Regions from separate parts of the Homo sapiens genome. Here region 2 is linked to region 1. A link is a contact called in ENCODE Hi-C data. All regions are on one chromosome and are shown on one strand. The core of a region is the stretch at or near the end of the contact, and the rest is flanking DNA. Distances in the headings are between cores, read along the strand shown.

Region 1 (3,453 bases), core at 323-2,822:
AAAGAGAGTACATACTCTATGTATTAGTCCATTTTCATACTGCTGTAAAGAAATACCTGAGACTGGGTAATTTATAAAGAAGAGAGGTTTAATTGGCTCATGGTTCTGCAGGCTGTAAGGAAGCATGGCAGCACCTGCTTCTGGGAAGGCAAACTGTCTTACATGGCAGGAGCAGGAGAAAGAGGGAGCAGGAGGTGCTACACACTTTTAAACAACCATATCTCACGATAACTCACTCACTCCCTATCACAAGAGCAGCACCGAGGGGATAGTGCTAACCCATTTATGAGAATTCTGTCCCTATAACCCAATCACCTCCCACCAGGCCCCACCTCCAACACTGGGGATTACAATTCGACATGAGATTTGGGTGGGGACACATATCCAAACCATATCACTGTAGTACTTCACTTACATAAAATTCTACAAAATACAAACTATAGTGACAGAAAGCAGATCAGTTGTTGCCTAAGAAGGAGGGTTCATGACAGGTGGGAAGGAGGGATTACAAAAGAAGAGGAGGAAATTTTAGGATGACAGAAGTTGTTATCTTGATTTTGGTGATCATTTTAGGGTATGTACATATGCTAAAACTTGTCAAACCATACACTTTACATATTTGTATTTAAATATCTTGTTATATGTCAATTGTACTGCCATAAAGCTGTTTTTAAAAAAAAAAATCCCATACACATGTTTAAGTCCTACATTTACTTGATTTAGCTGCAGTGTCTGAGAAAACTGGAAATTTCCTCCTCTTTGAAATGTTCCTCCCCTTCCTTGGCTTCCAGGACCTAATTCCCCTGAGCCCAAGTCTCTTTCTGCCATACCATACAAACGGTAAGAGATTCAGTGTTAGCTGTAAAGATGATTTTCGAGTTCCATCTGTGAATTTTAAGCAGATTGTCTTATTTGTCTATCATCATCTTAAGCAGCTACAATAACCACAGAAAAGCAGGGAAACTTCAAACCAACTTGCAACTTCGAATGTCTCTATCGATGCTTTTGTATTTCCTAGCTCCTGTGACACCAGAAAGGGGGATAGGTTCGCATTTCTGCGTATTTGGTATTTTTTGCATTTATAAATTTACTACCCCAACAGAATTGCAAGACAAAAGATTCTAAGAACCAACTGTGGGCCGGGTGAGGTGGCTTATGCCTGTAATCTCAGCACTTAGGGAGACTGAGGTGGGCGTATCACCCGAGGTCAGGAATTTGAGACCAGCCTGGCCAACATGGTGAAGCCACGTCTCTACTAAAACTACACAAATTAGCCAGGCGTGGTGGTGGGTGCCTGTAACCCCGGCTACTCAGGAGGCTGAGACGGGAAAATCGCTTGAACCCGGGAGGCAGAGGTTGCAGTGAGCCGAGATGGGTCCACTGCACTCCAGCCTGGGCGACAGAACAAGACTCTGTCTCAAAAAAAAAAGAACCAACTGCCAGTTAACTCAAAGGCCTTCCAGTGTGCCCTGCAAACCTGCAGAGACCTAAACGAGTTGATCTCCAGTTGCTCACATGAGCAGTCTCATCCTTCAAACAAGTCTGGTGCACACGGTGGGACTTGGCTGGGCTTTCGCCTCCTTAGATGCAGTGCAGGCAAACATCTCTAGCTGGACTGGAGACCCCCACCTTCACCCTGCTCAGGAAGAAAGGATAAAGGAGCATCTTGGTCATAGTCCTCCTCAGCCCTGCAGCCGCTCACACCAGAAGCATAAAGAAACGGAAAGTCACTGTGCTTCCAGAAAGTTGCTTTGCCTTCCCAGACAACGATTGAGTCACTTTTCTGAGATTTGTTGCCAACTTATTTTTAGTTTGCCCAAGAGTTGCCCAAATATGTTATGACATATGTTTCTTTAATAAGTCACCACATGTGGTTTGAATTTCTTTAAGAGAGGAAAAGAAATCTCCCAGGTGGTGGGTCTGTAGTTTTACCAGGACTCTGAGGCGCAGAGCCAGGAAACACAATCCCAAGTTTCTGCCCAAATGCCCTGAGTCACAATCATCAATGCTTGTAGGAGTCACATGCTTAGCTAGTGACAAGCGCCTGTTTGGAGATTCCCCTGTTTTACTAAATTCGAGGTTGTCCTCAGTAGCCATCTAATTTGGTTACTACCAAGCTTAATTTTTAGTCTTTTTCCAGGAAGCGTTTAGCTCAGTTTCTCTTTCAGATGGTATCAAAAGGGTTAATGCTTCTAAGATGCTTAGTTCAAAGATCTCACTACAAATGTGTTTGTTGACTGCTTCCAAATAAAGATTTAATCCCTTGCTCTGGCAGAAGCAATCCTTTCTATTTCCAGGAAGAAAACAAACACTGTCTGATAGGACTATTGCTTAAAAGCCAGGCAAATCCCACCTGATTAGGATAATGTGTGTGTTAAGATAAAGGAGAAACACCACCACATGCAGCAGTGAAGGGTAGGCGCCAGGCTGTGCTTGGGAAGCTGTGATTGCTATTGGCTCTTTTGGGATACAGAAGTGAGTTGGCCAGAGGGCACTATTAGTTCCCCAATCCGTCAAGGGATATTTGTATCATGAACTGGTATTGAAAGAGATGAAAAGTCAGAGAGTTAAAGCCAGTTACAGGGGTATAAAAGTAATCAAAGGCAATCAGTTCTCCCCCACCCCCACGCTTCCCTTTGGGGTAGATGTTTTCAGAGAACAGCTGCCTCTCAGAAGCAAACAGGCAGAGCTTCCTTTTCCACATTGACAAGAGTCTGAGCCTTGAGCCCCTGACCTTTGGAAATGGGATATATAGAGCATTACAGAAGAGCTTATCTGGAGTGACAGAATTAAAATGACTTCTTAATTTTGAAACCAAGAGAGGGAGAAGGATGAGATGGTCTTGCTGATATGTATAGCACAGTAGGTGCAATCAACTTTAATTTAAAGAAATCGGACGAATTGGCGTTTGCCGAGGCTGGCATAGATTTGGCTGTCTCCGCTCATAGCTGCTTTTGGCGCGAAAGATGCCGGGTCTGGTTGACTCAAACCCTGCCCTGCCTGAGTCTCAGGAGAAGAGGCCGCTGAAGCCCTGCTGCACTTGCCCGGAGACCAAGAAGGCACGCGATGCGTGTATCATCGAGAAAGGAGAAGAACACTGTGGACATCTAATTGAGGCCCACAAGGAATGCATGAGAGCCCTAGGATTTAAAATATGAAATGGTGGTCTGCTGTGTGAATAAATAATTCCTGAAGGATGAAGAAGATTAATTTTGGGAGTTCTTTGATGAACTTTGATATGTGGAAAAAGTATTTATAATTTATTGTAAGAAGAAAGTAAAATATTACTAGTGGAAAAAAAATCATCCATCAAAGACTGTAGCTAATATAAAGAAAAATAAAATAATGTGCAGTGAATTTCACCAGTGTAGACAATTGTCCAGAAAAAGAAAACACAAACTATACTTTGTTTTGTTTGGTTTTTGAGACAGAGTCTTGCTCTGTTGCCCCAGG
Region 2 (3,453 bases), core at 656-3,155, 410 kb after region 1:
AATGATGGGTAAGTTATTGGTTTATGACTGTATGGGGTAATTTATAAAAATTTCTACATTAAATGTACATGTTTTGAAGCACAAAACTCTCCAATGATCATTTTTACACAGGATGTACGCGTTTTGAAGCACAAAACTCTCCAGTGATCACAGGTCATAGACTGTCTGATTTTTATGTGAAATCCCATTTTAAGAGTAAAATATAAGTAACATAGTAGGCTCTAGTCTATAAACAAAGACTTCTATTTATAGTTTGTTTGCCCCCTGAGCCCCATCTCATCTGCTGGTGGCATGCACATGCTCTTTATTACCAGTGCGAATATAGCTGGGAAACTAATGCCACTCACCATACAGGATGGTTAACATGGACACGGGCATGACAAGGAAACCCAGCAGCATATCAGCTATGGCAAGTGACATCAGGAAATAGTTGGTGGCATTCTGCAGCTTTTTCTCTAGGGACACTGCCATGATGACGAGTATGTTTCCAGCAATAGTTAGAATAATCACTACGGCTGTCAGTAAAGCAGACCAGTTTTTTTCCTGGAGATGAAGTAAGGAGAGACACGACGGTGAGAGGCACCCTTCACAGGAAAGGTTGGTTCGATTTTCAGAGTCGACTGTCCAGTTAAATGCATCAGAAGTGTTAGCTTCTCCGGAGTTAAAGTCATTACTGTAGAGCCTGGTGTCATCATTTAATTGCATTAGGGAGTTCGTAGTTGAGCTCAAAGAAGTATTTTCTTCACAAAGAATATCCATGTCTAAGCCAGAACTTGTAGCAGATGAGGTGTAGAAGGACTAACAGGTTATAGTTTCTGCTCACCATTCACCTTGATGTACCCACACTCTGTAACACTGAGGCTGGTGTACATGCTGTTCTCCCGGGGCTGGATTTTTGTCTTCCATTATTACAATGATAGTTAAAGAACTGAACTGTGGTGGCTGTAAGTTTTCTTCATTCACAATTTTAGGAGAGTCCACTGTTTGGTTTTATTATTTTCTCACCAAACCGAGGACAAAAAAGCAGAATGAACTTTTAGCATAGAGGTTGCAGGGTTTTTTTTGAGCGCTCGGGAAGATAAATGTCCTGGACAAAGAAGAAAAGTTTTATAACTACTGGGACTCTTGTTTAACTATATCTCATTTTGTTGGTTATGCCGATGGTACTAGTTTAGCAACAGTATTATTAAAATAGCATGCAATCAGAAACAGTGGGGATGTACACATTCTACATTAAGAAAGTCAATTAAAAATACATCCAGTGTTAATCCCATAGTAATTGGATGTACTTTGGGTTACAGTTCTCAGCCATTCTTAAGCTGAATTGCCACAGCTGCTGTCAGGAATTTCAGCTCCTATAATGTTGCTTAGCTAATAAAAGGAAAACAAAAAAGTCTTAAGTAAAGATTAGCAGACAACTTTCCTCCCTGGAAATTCTCATTGAAATGATTACATGTTGGCCAAGCATGATTTCAAACCGGAAAGAAAATTACACAGCAATAAAATATAGCGGCATGAGAACTTACATTTGTCTTCAGGGTCCACACATGAGATACATTTGTTATTCTGTGACTCGCTGCATCTCTCACAGTAATTAAACTGGTGTAGAGTCCCCTCTTCTTGATCTTCCACCAGCATAATATGATAGTAATTTGGTTTCTGTTTTGCTGACTTCAAAAACTGCATGCAAGAGCTGAGCCAGCTCCCGCACTGCTAGGATCCTGTTGGCTTCCTCTGGCACGGCTCGGCTGGGTTCCTCCCTCCCTGTGCGGCTCGCCTCAGCAGGCACACATTTAGAAATCATTCACGAGCCCCTCAAAGTCGCACAAAAGAACTGCATGGGAAAGTAGGAAGAGCTGTCTGCACCAAGGGACTCCTGGTTTCCACGGGAATGGAGTAGCTCTCTGACTGTCTCGTTCATTTCATCAGACCTCCCTCTATGTGTATGTCATAAGCTGCAAGGTAGCAACAGCCAGGAGGGCGGACCAAACAGGCTTTTTCTTCTCCCTCTTTTTGCTACATATTAATATTGGGAAGTTTTCCTTTGCTTTTGAGAGAAACTGGAGAAATGGCCTTTTGTGCAGATTCCCATTAAGGTAGGTAAGTGGCACTGTGGTAATTTTTTAGGCTGAAGGGTGAAGAGAGAACATAAATAAGGCTAGAAAACAGTATGTCCTCGGAGTGCTGTGAGTGTCCGGCACTTCCATCCAAAGCCAACAGTGTTTGTGTCCAGAGTGGAATTACTGACATTGGCCACATAGGCTCAGGGTGGCTAGGCACGTCTGTGGTGATAACTCTGATAAACTATTAGCACTATTTTTATTTAATAGATACACCATTGAACTGGCTTATTTTCTTCAGCAGAAATATGCCACCCAGATATTATTCAAAACCTCACATGTGGTAGGAAATAAGTTGGTTTCGCAGTACCAATTTTTTTCCCCCACCAGTAATGACAACTTGCCTTACTTGTAAAGAAAGCCCTTTCCCAAGTAGGTTTCTAAAGGAGGCAGTTCGATCTCTCTCTTTTTGCAGGCATGAAAATATTTTCCTCAATAGTTGGGTTTTGCTACAGTTCTATCACCTTCTGTTCTTCACATTCTCCCTGGACAAATTCAACCACTCTCATGCCTTCAATATGTTTGTGGCCAAGTCTGTACCTTCATAGCTGATTATTTCTCTCAGTTCCAGACCTAAATCTCTAGCTGCCCATTGGCTCCTTCCATGGTAGCCTGGGAGACCTTGACCTCAGCATCTTCCCTCACTCCGCATCCCCCTGCCCGGCTCTCAGTGCTTGTTCCTACCCATTGGCTTGCATGATGGAATCACCACCTCTTCAGACAGCTGCTGTTATCCGCGACTCTTCCTTCATTCTCGCTGCCAGATCCCACTTCGTCTCCGGTGCTACCTCTGTATGCGTGTTTCTCACATGTCCTCTCCTGCAGCCTGCAGCTGGCACCCTGTGGTCGAGATCTAGCCACCTATTTCCTGGGTGGGTGCCTTAGTGCCCCCCTCACTGCCATGCCTGCCACCCTCCTACCCCTCCACGTTAAATATGCACGCTGGCGAGCAGGCAGCGGAGAACACAGACCTTAGAGTTCCTTGGTTTTGGATCCTAGCTCTATCACTCATAAACAGTAGAACCTCGCCTCATCTAGTTGCTCCCTTTAAAGCTCAGTCTTCTCACTTGTAAAATGGGATAATACCTTCCTCATAAGATTGTAGTGAAGCTAAACTGAGATAATGTGTGTAAGTATTTGGCCCATGTCTGGCTTATAGGAGGTTCTCAAGTAATGTCAGCCACTTTCATTCCTATTGATATTCTTACTGATATTAATGACACAATTGGCATCACTCCCATGCCTACACTCCTGCAGTCCCTTCCTTGTGGGGCACATAACACTTTTCTTCATCTACCTGTACCCTGCTTGCCCCACTTTGCAGGCCTGGACT

Evidence for each region. Hi-C counts contacts between places; a loop is a spot of excess contacts on that map. Pooled maps may share reads with other maps.
Region 2: a pooled map shows a loop between it and region 1 (6-fold over the local background). The contact joins the promoter of HTR2A here to the enhancer-like site in region 1. A Hi-C loop is called at or near these places in 1 of 168 maps with a recorded cell type or tissue (HCT116), 1 of 37 single-sample maps with no recorded cell type and 13 of 50 pooled maps.

Annotation. Positions count from the first base shown.
Region 1 is chr13:46,487,964-46,491,416 of GRCh38, forward strand. It overlaps the pseudogene COX17P1. Among named protein-coding and RNA genes, the nearest start is that of LINC01198, 23 kb to the left of the region's middle. Within about 2 kb of position 1,573, at least 2 of the 41 ENCODE cell types and tissues checked have a DNase peak (open chromatin) inside an H3K27ac peak, as active enhancers do.
Region 2 is chr13:46,895,148-46,898,600 of GRCh38, forward strand. HTR2A (5-hydroxytryptamine receptor 2A) reads right to left here and starts at 1,906. Exons shown (of 4, transcript NM_000621.5): 1 at 1,527-1,906; 2 at 348-1,087. The coding sequence starts at 759.